Linked DNA regions of Mus musculus: region 1 is linked to region 2. A link is a loop called in an ENCODE intact Hi-C map of the cell type or tissue named here. Cell type or tissue: heart. All regions are shown on one strand.

Region 1 (8,000 bases), 110 kb after region 2:
GTGAGCTTTACCTTAAATCACAACTTGGTCTTTGCCTGACTTTAGAAACTCTATCATTTTCTTCCTGGCTGACTGACTGAAGGGAGCATGTTCTGTGTGGAAATAACATGGCTTGCACGTAAGCCATAGAATTAATTTTATCGTGCCCAAAATTTTATTGGCAATCTGACTTTCTTAGATATGGCCATGATGAAATGCAGTGTTTACCATATTTCTGCAACTATGTTGGGTGGGCTACGTCAAGGGTTTGTATTTTTTTCTTCTTATTATTTTTTTATATTTTAAAAAAAAAAAAACACTTTTTAAACAACAGCTACTGACGATTCCCATAGAATGTATATGTATAGCAATTGAGTTGATAGAGTAGGTTTGGCATAATAATAATAATAATAATAATAATAATAATAATAATAATAACAACAACAATGTAAAACAGAGTGAAATTGTGGAAGTGGCTTTAATCTCCCCATGCCTGAGTTTCTTCATGTAAAGTCATGGAGTTGACCTGTGTAATGTAATAGCCATAAACCAGCTGTGATCTTGGATTGTTGGCACATGGGTTCTATGGACAGTGCCCAGATTAGATAAATACCTGGTTCAGTATGGCACACCCTTATAGATATTGGAAACCAAAACTACCAGAGTCACAGAGAACAGTAACACAATCAAAACTGGAGCATCGGTAAAGGAACGAAATGAAGAACTATTACTTTGTACACACAAACAAACAAACACACACAGTGTTAACAAATAGAAAACATATTTACATTTAAAATAAATATTTACTTCAAGTTCTTAGTACATAATAATACATGTTTTAGGAGACCTAGCACAGTGTTTAGGAGAAGGACACATGGGGCATCTTTGAGGATAGAAATTGGACCTAATTTTGGAATAGAAGAAAGTCAAGATTTGCTTCTGCCCCAACTGTATGTTCCTCCATCTACATGACCTAAACATGGGATAAAGTCACCAATATCAAGCACCATTTTAATTGCATTTGGCTTGGTATCAAGCTTTTTTCTGTTGATGGCTGACTTAATTGATTTGCTGTCTTGCATCTGTGTATTCTTAACATGGATAGGGTCACTAACAGGGTGCATGGTCTGTTCTCGGTACTAATATTTTATTCAACTATTCCCTTGCGTAAGTAATCACTCATCAGCTGCCAGAACCTATAAGCACACGGATCACTATGTAGAGGCTGGACCAGATATGTTCAGGCTACTATCTCACAGACTTTGAATGTCTGAGATTGATAAGATGTATATTTCTGGATCCTCCTTGAGCGATATTGATTAGATGAGAATGGTGGGAGCCAAAAATTTCTATTGCTACCAGTATTTCCAGGTGACTGCTGCAAATGAAGAAGGTTCAGTTCTGAAAATTCTAACCTAACACATATTCCCATTGATGAAGTCCACAGACTTTCCTACACTTGTCGACTCTGGTCCTTTCCTAGGGGCCCTACCTTCTCCATCCATCATTTTTATGCCCAGTCTCTCGACAGCTCTGCCAACTGGCCTGTGCACATGTCCCTTCAACGGTCATGGACTGGCCCTAAACATCACCACAAAACAATTCTGTAATAGAGCTGTCTTTTCTGGGCTGGACATGACCAATGATGTCTTTAGTCAGAGCAGCTGTGATCACTCCCTGATGATCACTTCCATTCACATTCCTTATGGAAGGAGGAAAGAGGCCCCCAGTGTCCACAAGATCCTCTCAAAGCACCTCTCATCCTTGAATCATGTGATATACACACAAGTGACCTCTTTGGAGGTATGCATGCATGCCTATGTGGTGCCTAGGGGTCTCCTCAGGAGTGCGGTTTTATGTGAGCCATCCATGCCACCACTGGGGTTGGGGTGCAGCTTCCTGTGGGTCACAGATGCTGAATGTATGACTTCTCAATGGTGTATATGTTCTTACGTCACACATGCTCCTGTTTGCAACCCCATTAAAGTCACGTGTTCACTGCATGGAATATGGATACATCCTCTCTTTGGTAAGATAGAATCCTCTCTATCTAGGGGGACTAGTTCTCACACAGAAAAACACATGGAACAAAGAGTAGAGATTGGGTAGCAATTATATATGTTTATCAATTTATTACCCCGAAAGGCAAATTTTCCTGAGCACTTTAGACTTGAAACAGTCTTTTATGAAAAAAATAGAATCACTCCTATTTGATAACATTCTATATAGTCATGTTATATAGAAGACACGTCTAGTATTTTATTAGATCTACTAGACTACCATGGAATACATTATCTAAGTAGTTGAAAGAAATCTAGATTTGATCGGCTTAAGAACAAATATGCCTAAACACGCCATGGTATATATAGAAGATTTCTTTCTTAAAGTACTGAGCTGCTGAAGTCAAAGCATAGATGGACTAATTAGGGGAGTCAGAATGGTGCCCCACTCTGAGGTAAATAATGAATCACTTAATCAATCTACTCATAAACTTTTACCAAACCTCTTTGCAAGGGCTCACCCGAGCATTCACTAAATCGAACCACCCCATGGATAGGAAAGCACAGCTGGAAAATAAATTGAAAAAAAAATCTGAACTTTTGGGTATTTTGTTTGATTCATTTCTTTCCATAATTGTAAAATGCATGTGGGGGTGAAATTTATGATCCCCGTGCAGTAGAGAAGCATTGCCTTAGGGTAGGGGGTGATGGGACCAACTGCTGGCTCCTGAAATGTGGTTAGGATGTGTATTTAAAGAAGACCCTATCAAGCCTTTATTCTATAAAATACCTAGACAAATAAATCTGAGGCATCTGAGGGTAATGGCAGCTTGAGAGATAATGGATATTCAATCTGGGAGATGGGAGGGAGATAAAACCTTGGCGAGGGTATGTTAAAAAAAAAAAAAGAAGAAGAAAGAAAGAAAGAAACTCAGACGGCCTGTTAAACTGCAGGATACACTAGTCTCTATAAATTTTCAAAGAGTGTCCTGGGTTTCATCCAGGAGGCTGCTGCAGATGAGATATACACTGCTAAAACTCTCCCTCGGCTTTGAGAAATTTTAGGGCAGGTTCATGTAATGTATACCTCATGCCTGGGGTCAATCACCAGTAGTTCTTGGCAGAACACATTGCAATCTGTAATGCACTTAAAAGAAAGGAGCAAAAATCTCTAAGACATTTTACTGCAAATCTGAGATGGGTTCCCTACCTTGTCTCCTATTCAATATGGCCCAAAAGTTAAAAGAAAAATAGGGATAACCCATTAATAGTTTTGTTTTTGTATTCCTAGGAAGGTTCTGTTTTATCTAGCTCATTCTCGGTGAATACTCTTTCAACTCATAGGATACGGGAGTTTAATGTAGCATTTCGTATAAGCTTCAGGATGCTCAGTCATTTGTATTATTACCCTTTGAGCAAATACCTATATTTACAGGCAAAGTGGTTTTTCATTAATATCGTTTCTTTTCTTGGATTTCCTGGGTGGTATAGAGATAGGAGGAGGGTGTTTCCAGTCTGTAGGTAGGATAAGTGTAAAAACTTGTCCCTCTTGTGTTCTGGCCCTTTGCCTCAGCGTGACTTGTCCTCATGAGCTTCTGACTCTGCCTTTAGATAAATGCACAAGCTGCATGCCAGAGGATAGAAGGCAGATGAAGGTAATCCAACTGCTTCAGCAACATTTTTCTTTAGATAGGTCATCTGTGGGCAGATGATTTTCAAAGATAGAAGGAAATATCATCAATGTCAACCGATTTGGAGACTTGGAATCATCATACACATGGGCTTGCTCTGGACAAATGAGAAAGACTTCCCATGTGACATACAATGGTTAGCAGCATCTGAATGATAATAAATGCTCACTGTTACAGGGCACATATCTTTAGAAATTTTCGTAGACAACACATTGATATTGCTGACCATATTAATAAATAGGATATTAGATGGGGGATAGATAACAGGTACATCTTTTTCTCAAGGGCCAAAAATGTCTATGCTAGGTCTTCAAACTACCCATTATAGTAAGGGACAATCATTTGACTCTTAGTTTCTAACATGAGAAATATCCATTGCAAAGATGACACAGCATTAAGAAATTGCAAGTGATGTAGATGGACCTTATCCAGATGGATAGGACTTCTTCATGTTTACTGATATTTTTTAAAAGGACCTTCAGATGTATGCCATACATTCAAGCTATGCATCTCATTATGCTATATATTTCATTAGGCTATAGGCTTCATTAGACACTCAAATCAAGAATCTCATTACACAAACCAGACACACATCTCATTATGCCGTGCATGTCATTAAGATCCCAGCCAGGAACAGATGTAAAATAGACACATTTCAGCAAGGCTTTGATTCTAGCCCACATGGCACTCTCATCAACAACTGAGCAAGGATGGACCAACAATTGGGTGACTTTTGAATGACACTTGGCAAACAGGAACCAGCTCCAACAAGCACTGTGAAATAACTGAGAGGAAAAAAATAGCTTGGTGTCACATTCCACTTTCCTGTCCACTCTAAGAATCCATTCCTACTGTCAGTCAGAAGTCACCTATCAGTGGAAAGCTGGTGATGGGGTGCGAGAGGACACGTGTCTGTAACAATGCCATCATCTGTCATAGGAGACACAGACAACAAAGGGGACCATCAATGTCACCTTGGGGTCGCAGCAACTGTGGCTGTTCTGCGTTCCCAGTTGGCATCTCATTCGGTATCTTCATGGACAGGTTCCATGATGACATCCCTGGCTAAGTAGTATATCTGCGGTCAGAAATGATAAAATCCCAACTCACACTAATATAAGATTAGACCATTATAAAAAAAGCCCAGAGGTGTGAGTCATTCCAGCCTGACCAACCCTAGCCAAAGACAACACGATCTCTGTGGACATGTGTTCTCTCTGTCCCTAGGGTCTGATTCTCTGGGTGTCAGTTTTATCATTAGGTGCACGTTCTAGATGAGAAAAGTGCAAGTGGTTCCAACCATCTCCACAGCTCCCAGTTCTAATAAAATATAGTGAGTGTCTTCTAAAAGAGGCAACCAGGTCCTGGCAGATGATTCTAGCAAGAACCTTGGAAGAAGGAGTATAGGCCCTCAGTTACTATCACACGTTCCTATGCCTTCTCTGAAGGTTATCATGGATTGAAGTGGACAAGGACCTTAAGCCAGGAGAGTGACCGGTAGATGCAAACATATTTATTTACTGTCCCTGATTCATAGATTATAAGGCAATAAAAGTGCAATAAACCTACAGTCTAAGAACTTGGGAGTCTCTGTTCTTGCTCACCTAAAAAAAAAAAAAAAGTTTGTCACCAATGAATAAGAGATGTCTATATTGCAGGAGCTGGATAAATATCATGGCTATTTCTTGAGCTACTACCAAATGAGAATAATTCTTTTCTCTAGTAGTTTAAGCTAGTGTGAAAAAGCATGACTTTCATGAGCTATCAAGCACTCTGTTCAGAATAGCTTGAAGCATTTTCTGTAACTATTGGCTATTATATTTAGGAAGGATTAAACTTAAGAAAATGAACACACCAAAAAATCCAGATTAGTGATACAGCACTTGGCTAGCATTCAGCAGAGCTTGAATTTGGTTTCTAGTACTGCCATAAACAAAAGAGAAACAACAACAACAACAAAAAAAAAAACATTTGAAAAAACAAAAAACAAAACAAAACAAAAAAAAAAACAACAACTCTTCCTGTAAGCGGCCAGAGGTCACCTGCCAAGATGGTTCGCTACTCTCTTGACCCAGAAAACCCCACAAAATCATGCAAATCAAGAGGTTCAAACCTTTGTGTTCACTTTAAGAACACCAGAGAAACTGCCCAGGCCATCAAGGGTATGCATATCTGCAAAGCCACCAAGTATCTGAAGGAGGTCACTTTAAAGAAGCAATGTGTGCCATTCGGGCGGTATAATGGAGTCGGTAGGTGCGCCCAGGCCAAACAGTGGGGCTGGACACAGGGTCGGTGGCCAAAAGAGAGTGCTGAGTTTTTGCTGCACATGCTTAAAAATGCAGAGAGTAATGCTGACCTTAATGATTTAGATGTAGATTCTCTAGTCATTGAACACATCCAGGTGAACAAGGCACCTAAGATGCGCCGACGACCCTACAAGAGCTCATGGCTGGATTAACCCATACATGAGCTCCCTCTGCCACAGTGAGATGATCCTCACTGAGAAGGAACAAAGCCAGAAGAGGAGGTTGCACAGAAGAAAAAGATATCCCAGAAGAAACTGAAGAAACAAAAGCTCATGGCATGGGGGATAAATTCAGCATAAAATAAATGCAGATAAAGTTAAAGGTAAAAATAAATAAATAAATAAATAAATAAATAAATAAATAAAAGCTAGGGATAAAATATAATTAATCAATTCCAGACATGGGTGCAAACGACATGTTGAAGAGCTTCTTCGGAGTCAATTGTGTACAGGACTTTGAGGAGAGTCCTCAAGATTCCCCTTTGGTTTAAAAATAGGATAGGAAAGAAGATGTGGAATAGAGGAGATTGGAGAGGAGCCCTGAAGGTCAAAAATACTGAAGGCAAAATGCTTCAACTTCATGGACTGCCTGGGGCTGTCCCTAGGTAGCACTCTGCAATTCTGAATAAATAAAAAATTTTCTCATCTAGAATGAAAGTAGTTTTGTTATACAGGACTGTGAAGTAATGTCCAACCAAAACCAGTTATTACAGAATTTTTTTTTTCCAGTGGACTTTGCTGCCCGTATTACTCTGAGAAAAACAATATCAATATAGCTATGACCTACACGTCCTTGTGAAACTCTAGGCTGTGCAAACACTGAGCGTACACATTTCTTCCACATTCTTTCGAGATGAAGTGTTGCCTTCACGGCCTGCTCAAAGGAGACAAAGCAGGTTCCTTTTCCAGCAGAGGAATTTTCTCTCAGAATGGTATGGCTCCAAGATGTTGGAACAGCATATGACTCTGGGTCAACTTTAGGCTTCAGGTTGTAATGGACTCCCTGGGGTACCATGCTTCCCTGAAAGCAAAGGAATAAAGCAGCTTTCCTTTGTAACTGATTCTTAATCTACGAATACACAGGGATAGAAAAATTTGATACATTAGGGTTGCTGGAATTTGCAAACTTCTTACATAGTCAAGAGCCATTAATTCTTATTTATTATTAAAGGATGAATACAATAACTAATCAATCAAAAATGATTACAACTTTAATCTTTTAAAATGTAAATCTTTGTCTTTCTTCCTTACCCCCTTTTGTTTGATACGTTTGCCTTTGAAGATTTTGTTTTCAGTCTCCATTTAGAATGATTGACTGTTTCAATCCTTAGTTCTTTCTTGGCCCTTGGAAACATTACCATTCTTTGGTTCCAACACTAGTTTTGAACTAAGAGAGAAAAGGGACACGTGCCTGTAACAATTGTGTAACTTGTGATTCAGAATCAGAAGCAAGCTATCTTTCACTCTTTTACTTAATCAGTATAATTTTGCAAACTCAGATTGGATTGGAAGTACAGGGTTTAAAGAAAAACCGTCAATTTGTTTGCTCAGCGATTGTGACAGGATGCTCTAGACCTGCACAGGTTTAAACCAGATAAAATTCCAGCACTGAAGCAGGAGAAGTAGACACAAAGTCCCACCCCTAACCAAGAAGCTACTGCAATTGATCCCTACTGGGAAAGAGAAAACAGTGTTCTCCAATGGAGTATCAAAGGGTATAACAAACATACGCTAGGGCAGGCCCAATGACCAGGAGTAATTGACTAACACAAAGCAGACTCCATGGAGTATGTGTGTGTCTGTCTCTCTCTCTCTCTCTCTCTCTCTCTCTCTCTCTCTGTGTGTGTGTGTGTGTGTGTGTGTGTGTGTGTGTGTGTGTGTGTGTGTGTATTAGGGATAGAGAAAGAAATAATTTTGTTTTGTCTTGGTCATTTTCTGTCTACTTTTATGAGAGAGAGAGAGACAGAGAGAGACAGAGAACATGATGAAGTTGGGTAGGTAGAGAGATGAGGAAGAACTGGAAGA
Region 2 (8,000 bases):
GCTTAAGCTGAAGACGCTAGAGCTTAGTCCTCCTGTAGACTTGTGTTATTTGGTTTCTCTTCTTCCCTCCTAGTGCCTCTCTTCCCTTTCCACGCTCGAATAATCACCATTCCTTTACCGTATCAAATGTTTCAACTTCCATAGCAAAGTGAGATCTTTTAGAGTTTATATTCTCCCACCCCATCTATTTGCTGCAGAATTTCATTATTGTCAAAGTATAATGGTGTCTTACTTCATATGTATACTGCATTTTCTCTATTCTTCATCTCCTGGTGGCTGAAGGATACTGTGTATGTTGGCTCCAGAGTACAGGACAGTTCTCCTATGGTCTAGCTCTCCATTACCTCAAGACTCAGCTTGCAGTTTACCTTAGAGAGATTATCCCCATCTGCCTAAGACTACTATCTCCTGTGTGAAGAATACTTATTTTTAGTAAACACCATTTATACTTACCTTGTAATATTTTATTCATTTCACCACTTCCAGCTTTTTATATGTTTGATATCTTACTCTTGTGGGTTATAAGCTTTCTAGTTACACTTCCTAGGACAGAAAACAGTGACCAGAATCTATGTTTTTGTTTGACCTTCACTAGCCTGGATAGAGAGATATCTAAGGAGAGCTAGTAGCTCATTTACTCAGGCAGTTATGCAGCTAGAGAGTAAGCCACTACCCTTGTGTTTAATAGACAGGTTAAGACTAGCAGGAAGCAAACAAGTATATAGTGACAATTTTTAAAAATCATATTATTTAGATCTTGGTTGTCCCCTTAGGACTTGTGTGCTGAAAGCTTAGTCTCTTGGCCTGTAGCAGAAATTGGAAAGGATGGGACTTTAAGAGGTGGAGCCTAGTTGAAGGCAGTTAGGCCCTTGGCTATGTGTTCCTGAAGAGGATATTGAGACCCCAGACATCAGCCAACTGCTCTGTCATGAGGTGAACATATTCTCTTTGTGCTGTACTATTCTCCCACAGGCCCAGTACAACACAAGTTACATGGACTGTGTCTCAGCTACTCTTCTATTTTCTATGTTCTAGCAGAACTTCATGACCAAGGTAACTTACAAAAGAAAGCATTTAATTTGGAAGCTTGCAGTTTCAGAGGGTTAGAGTCCCTGACCACTATGGCAGGGCATGACAGCAGGCAAGAAGGCATGATACTGGAACAGTAGTGGACCACTTTTTAAATCAGACCCACAAGGATGAGACAGACACAGAGACAGAGAGACAGAGACCAAAAGGCAGAGACAGAGATGACATGGGCTTTTGAAATCTCAAAGCCCACTCCCGTAGACAAACTTCCTTCAATAAGGTCATTCCTTCTTTTTTTTTTTTTTTTTTTGGTTTTTTGAGTCAGGGTTTCTCTGTGTAGCCCTGGCTATCCTGGAACTCACTTTGTAGACCAGGCTGGCCTCCAATTCAGAAATCCGCCTGCCTCTGCCTCCCAAGTGCTGGGATTAAAGGCGTGTGCCACCAGGCACGACTAAGGTCACTCCTTCTAATCTTTCCTAAGCATCCATTAACCAAGCATTCAAATACATGAGCTTTGGGGGGCTATTCTCATCCTAACTATCACAGACTGAGACCATTAAAACCAAGACCCCAAATAACCTTTCCTCTTTATAACTTTGGTGCTTTGCCACAATAACACTCAGATCACCAACCCTAAAGAGAAAAAACATGATTCAATTCTGAATGGGGACTATCTACACTGGAAGTTAGATGAGCCCTTTCCAGAGAAACAGAATCTCAAGTGGTTGGATTTGGGAGTGTGTTTGGCTTTCCGCAGTGGTCTTGGGTCAGAAGTAGAAACAAAAGCAAATGAATCTGCAGTTACTGACCAAGAGCTGGTGGGCTGCTGGGCTCCGGGCTGATGGCCACAGAGGCTGTACCTAAGATGCCCATTGTCAGAAGCAATTCAGCCTCTGTGTGCACAGTAAGGGTCTCTTTGGACTTCTTTTTCTCTCTGTAGCTAAACCAAAATTTACTCTATCAAAAACTGCAGATGAGCAGGTGGGATGTATAAACTATCTTTGCAGATATTGCTGAGAATATGTCAAGGCCTTCTCAATTTGAAGGAAAGTGGCATTTATTAGAATTATTGAAGACTTAAACAAATCACTAGACAAGCAATAATGAAAACCAGAGAGGTGAACATTACTGGGATTGTAGGGAGTTCTTTGGTTATTCTATTCAAAGGTCATGATAGAAATAATTCTGTGTTGTGGGTTTTTTTTTTTTTTAAGTAATACTGAATAGAAGTTTCTAGCAATACTAAACCTTTATAGGAGAAATAGGAATGGTGCTCTTGATGCCTTGACATTCAATGTACATTCTTGTCCCTGCAGTCCTTGTGTCTTGGACCCTCTGTCCCTTGCTAACCAAGTTCTAGGTTCTGCCTTTTGATTCATACATGAAGAGTCTTTTACCATGCAGTCAGCAGCAGCAACAGGGGCACCGCTCTTTCTCTGTCCTCTGGGTTCCTGTGTCTTTTATCTGTGTCACTCAAACCGTAAGGACACTTTGTGGTGCACTATTTCTCATGTCAGTTTTCTTTCTTACCAAGTAGATTGGAAGCTTCCCTCACTTTTCTGTATCCATGCCAGCAACCATTAGCATGTTCTTTCTCCATTAATGATGATAGGGGGAGAAAGAACAAGAAAGAAGAGAACAGGAAGGGAGTGTGCCATGGGATATTTAACTACATGAGCTCAGGCTTCAGTTCTATGGTTTAGATCTATATTTAACAATATTGTGTGTACACTTGGTTGGATTTTAAAATGTATCATTAAACTCTGTCTTCTTTCTTCATGAAATGAAAAAAATATATATAATATCCCCCTTAAAGCCTAGTGCAAGCCAAATATACATGATCTGATAAGTGATGATCAATGTTACTTCTTATGTTATTTCAAATATTAAAGCCTGTTAAAATTAAATGGAAATAATCCATTTGTAAAATATGTGTACACATACATATAGATTTCCAAATTTTAGGCTCTCATGAAAATGGGCTGGTTTTTTTTTTTTAATGTTCAAATTAATATGAAGACTAACTCACTTGGAAATGTGTTTCTCCAATGGTTATTTTCTTTTGTGTGAGAGCCAAACCAGAAGAAACATTAATCTAGCAATGTAACATATAAGTATATGTTTATCTATTTAAGTAGATACATATGCCAGTATATTCTAGAAAATTCATTCAAAGTAGCCCGTTCTTTTATACATTTCTCACCAACTGGCCAAATGATCCTGGAGTCACATGATGTGGTAAAGAGGCTTGAACCTGAAATCAGAACTCATGACTTGCTACCCACCCTTTGCTACCCATGTGACCCCTGTAAAATGTCTATCTTCATTAAATCTTTTAACTCACTTGTAAAATGGAAACAATATCTTTCAACTCAGGGTTAGTGAATCATAAATATGATTTGGGGCAATGATTAGCATGCTTATATGAGAATAAGAGTAGCACCAAGAATTAGCTTGAACATAAAAAACATATACAAGTATAATTCCATGAAAACACTGGGATGTTGCACAGGTTAACCACATTTGAGAGTTAAGGTCCTTGGGAAATAGCTCCATCCTCATGAGGAACTCAACTTCTCTGTCTTCCTTTCCTCCTGGGACTTGTGTTTGTTTTTGTCTGATTGAGAGTTTGCAAAGCCAGGGAGAAAGTGTCTGCCAGAGGGCAGGGAAGGCAGCAGTCTTGGCACCACCAGGAGACTATGCAGACAAGAGCTGGGGTTCAGGCCAACGAGGAATCAAGGACTTAAGAGACCAAGGTCGTTTAAAATAAAGAGGCACAGAGAAGGAAGCCTGGCATTCTCTGGTAATGCACCTTAGGCATGGGCCAATTCTTCATTGAGCAATGTCAGAGGTTAAGAAGCTCAGTAAACTGCAGCTGAACAGAGAAGTGAGATCTGGCAATCTCACAACACTGAGTAAACAGAAATCGGAATTCAGGGCTGCCAAGGAGAAAGAGGTCATTTGTAAACACTCCAGCCTTTTTAGTTTGTCTGGGTCCTTGGCAAAGCTGCACTCTAGGAATCAGAGAGAAAATAGAAGGAGAGCAAGATTTAAAGGGGCAGCAAACTCTCTGAAGGTGGACTGTGTGCCAGCACCGGGGATGAATCTCACCTGCATGGAGGAAGTCATCCACACTCTATTAATGACTCGAAGGAAAATGATGAGTACAAAGTTTAACAGTTTGAAGACTGGTGCTCAATAATCAAATGAAATCATTGAGTTCTGCAAAGGGGGGGTGGGCAGAGACAATAAAAAAAGACAAAGATCTAAAGACAAAGATCTTTTAGTTAGCAGATAAAGATTTTTACTGGCATCAATAGGAGATTATATTTTCTGTTTTCATGCAAGTGTATGTACACATGCTCACATATGTGTAAACGGGTATGTATGTACATGAGTACACACGTATACAGAGGCTTAGGCTGATATAGGAGGTCTTCCTTCATGGCTCTTCAACCTTATTCTTTGAGGCAGTGTCTTTCAAGTAAATCCCGAGTTTGCCTATATAGAAAGCCTTGATAACCTACTTTCCTAGGAGATTCCAATTGTCTCCCTTCCAAGGCTGAAATTACAGGCAGCTGACCATACCTAACTCAGCACTTACATGAGTTTGGGGAATTCAATCTTTGGTCTTATTATTTATACTCTACCTCCTGAACCATCTCTTTAACCCCGAGAGCATCCTATTTAGACTGAGTTCTTACTTTTCTGGGGAGAAAAACCATGTAGACTGTACACTTTTTTCCAATTGTGTATAGTTGGCACAATCTTTGCAAAATGATATCTCTATGTGTTTCTGGTCCTTCTCTGTTCTTTGAACAGACTCTTGGAATTGAGGCCAGTGCTGTTCAGAAGGATCCAAGTCCTTGAAGGGTCCTGCCCTCTAACGGAAGTCCACACAACAGCCTGGAACTGAGGCAATTCTGGTCTACATGTTTTCATCGGCTTCCCTGCTGCTTATTCGAGAGAGCCTCAGAGCCTGTAAAATGTGTTGATAGATATATCGGTTTGTGCTGGAGTCTTTACGTCTTCACTTTTGTTTTTCTGGTGTTACAGAACTGTGAAGTCTCTCATTTGCCTCTTCCCTGCCTTTTTCCCCAAGCAGATCCTGGATTCTTGGCCTGATGCCCACACCAAGAATCCTCCTGGGGGGGGGGGGGGAAATACTTTGCTACAAATGGAAAGCCTACATTTATTCCCTTCTCTCTTCTCTTAGGCATCTTGGCTGCTCCCGTTTGTGCTGTTTGAGCAACTTTCTCTCAGCTTTAGGGAGATGTTTTCTTTTAGACAAGTTTGGAGTTGAATTTGTGAAGAGGTTTTTATCTGCCTCAACTTTCTCTTGCCTGCCAGATTAAACCAGGAATGTCTCCTGCTAATGAGGATGTGAGCAGTGGTCTAACACTGTCACTGAGTATCAATTGCCACAGCAGTTTTGGAAAAGCGACATAATGTTTATATCTCAATGGTAGCTTGTCTTTTTCTTCACTGTGACAAAATACGTGAGAAAAAATAGTTTAAGGCAGAACAAGTTTATTGTGGCTTACAGTTTGAAGGAGTACAGTCTACCCTTGGCAGTGGGTGTCTCTGTAGTGAAGGGAATGTGGGGCAACTGCTTCCTCACATCTCAGAGGATCAAGATGGAGAAAGAGGTTTTCTCAAACCATAACTAAGAAATATAAACCTCAGGACCCATTCTTAGTGACCCTCTTCCTAGAATAGCCTTCTCCTATCAAAGGTTCTGCAAGTCTCAAAACAATACCATCAACTGCATGCATAACAACATTCATGCATAAGAGCTGTGGCAGAGTAGGAGGGACACTTCACCTTCAAACCATATCATTATGACTACAGCAATTCTCCAACACATTTGTGTATTTGAATGTACCACAGCCCCATTGGAAACAGCTCATCTCTGCCCCAAAAGAATGTTGTCAACTGTACTATGTTCTTTCGACTGAGAACAAACTATGATGACTAAATCTATGTGTTGGACTTAACTGTGCCATAAAGAGCCTCAAGAAAATCAAAGGCAGTGAAAAGAGACATCTGTCTGTGTTGAGACATTGGTCAGCCACTACATGAACATTTACTTCTTGCCCTCCTGTGCCTCCAGCTTCTGGTGTGTAGAAGTTGTCACACCCTGTAATTATAGCAGCCAATTTTTCAGGGTGAATATGGTTATAAGTGTCTGTGTGTATACACATTTGGGATTCTCTGGAAAGTCCTGGAGAGTACAACCAAAGCATAATTTTTTTTTAAATCCTTATAAATTAAATGACTTGATCTCTGAGAAAAACATTATTAAAAAGCAAACATCACATAGTTACTTCACTTTTAATATTCTATGTAATTTCAGTGAAGATTTATAAGCAGAAATATGATGAAAGAGAAAAATAAAGAATACATTGTTCTAGAAATACACTTAGCTAAACTTAGAAGTATCAAAGAACTGTTAACCCCTCCCCCAAACTATTTTTTTATTTCTGTAAACTATGAATGTTGCCAATATGTCCAATATTTCAGTTTTTTATTTTAGTCTCCATTAGTCAAATGCAAAAGTAAATTTTTCATTGTTTTTACCCTGATATTTGTCTCTCAATTTCATCCCTTTTCTTTAACAGTGTCAGCTTCTAATTTGAACTGCAGTGTCTTCAATTTGATGTGTCTGGAGTTTAATGGATATAGAGGGCTCATGACCTGGCTCATCTCAAGATTTAGACAATAACAAGACCCTTTGTAGTAACCAACTGCTCTTGATCTCATCCTGTGGTCAGACATCAGGATAATACAACTCTCCCTGCACAATATTCATTTTCCAGAGGGAATATTTGAGATAGACTTAAGAAGACAGAGACGTTTACAAAAGTTACACAATGTCACTGTTTGCTCAAAGAAGTGGATTAATACAAAGGACTATCAATACTTCAAAAAGTCTCATAAAATAAATTATATATGAGCCTGATTTTCTCCCAAATACAGATTCTTGAGTTTATAAATGTCAGCATGTTTGCTAAAAGCAGCTTGCCTGAAGTTTCATTGTTTACTAATGCAGGTAAGAGATCCAACAACTTTGCAGACAGACATTGGAACTTAGAAATATAATTTCTCAGTTGCCTTTTCATTAAAATAATGTCTTTATGCTGAATATTTTAGAGCTTTAAAATACCTGCGTATTTTAATATAAGTTCCAACTGACAACATTTACAATAATGGTACAAGGAATTTTATGCATATATTAGCCCTATTTAGCAATTGTTCACAGTAATTATATCTTTTTTTACTATCTTTGCCCTTCCTTTCTCTTGTCTGTATTGATATATAAACATCTTTATTTAGGAATAAATAGAAAATGCAATTTTCTCATACCCTTAATATCTTGATATTTTCTAAGAATAAGCAATTCTCACAAGTACAATTATCAAAAAGTAACGTTGATGCTGTACAGTTAGTTTTCTAACCCAGCATTCATATTGTACCCTCAGTTCTTCAATTTTTCTTCCAATACAAGATGGTCCAGAACACTTATTGTGCATTTTTCTCCAGTCACCTGGGCACAATGGCTGTTTGTCGTTCTTATTTGTTTGCTTCTTTGTTTGCCAAACACTGCTCCCCTCCTGGTCCCCCACCAAGTTCCCTCCACCATCCCCCATCCACTTCTCCTCTAAGAGGGTGAGGTCTACCCTAGATACCCGCATCCTGGATATCAACCCTGCCCCTGGTGTCTTAAGTCTCTACAGGATTAGGTACATCCTCTCCCACTGAAGCCAGACAAGCAGCCCTGTTGGGGACACAGATTCCACAGTCATTCTTCAGCTTTAGGGACAGCCCCCACCTCCAGTTGTTGCAGGACCCACATGACAACTGAACTGCATGTTTGCTACATACGTGCAGGTGGGTGTTGCTCATTCCAGCCCATGTATGCTCTTTAGTTGGTGGCTCAGTATATAAGAGCTCTCAGCGGTCCAGATTAA

Evidence for each region. Peaks named below come from ENCODE experiments on the same cell type or tissue, not always from the same donor. Only the 100,000 strongest peaks of a DNase experiment are listed, where the experiment ranks them.
Region 1: a loop joins it to region 2, with 2.2 times the contacts of the local background. A loop is called at or near these places in 3 of 42 quality-filtered maps.

Annotation. Positions count from the first base shown.
Region 1 is chr1:77,044,610-77,052,609 of GRCm38, forward strand. It overlaps the pseudogene Gm2060. Among named protein-coding and RNA genes, the nearest start is that of Mir6352, 450 kb to the right of the region's middle. In heart, no CTCF peak of the experiment used is centred here; a DNase peak (open chromatin) is centred at 4,592; H3K27ac peaks cover 697 bases.
Region 2 is chr1:76,939,066-76,947,065 of GRCm38, forward strand. No RefSeq gene overlaps it. Among named protein-coding and RNA genes, the nearest start is that of Mir6343, 430 kb to the left of the region's middle. In heart, a CTCF peak has its summit at 3,801; a DNase peak (open chromatin) is centred at 3,766.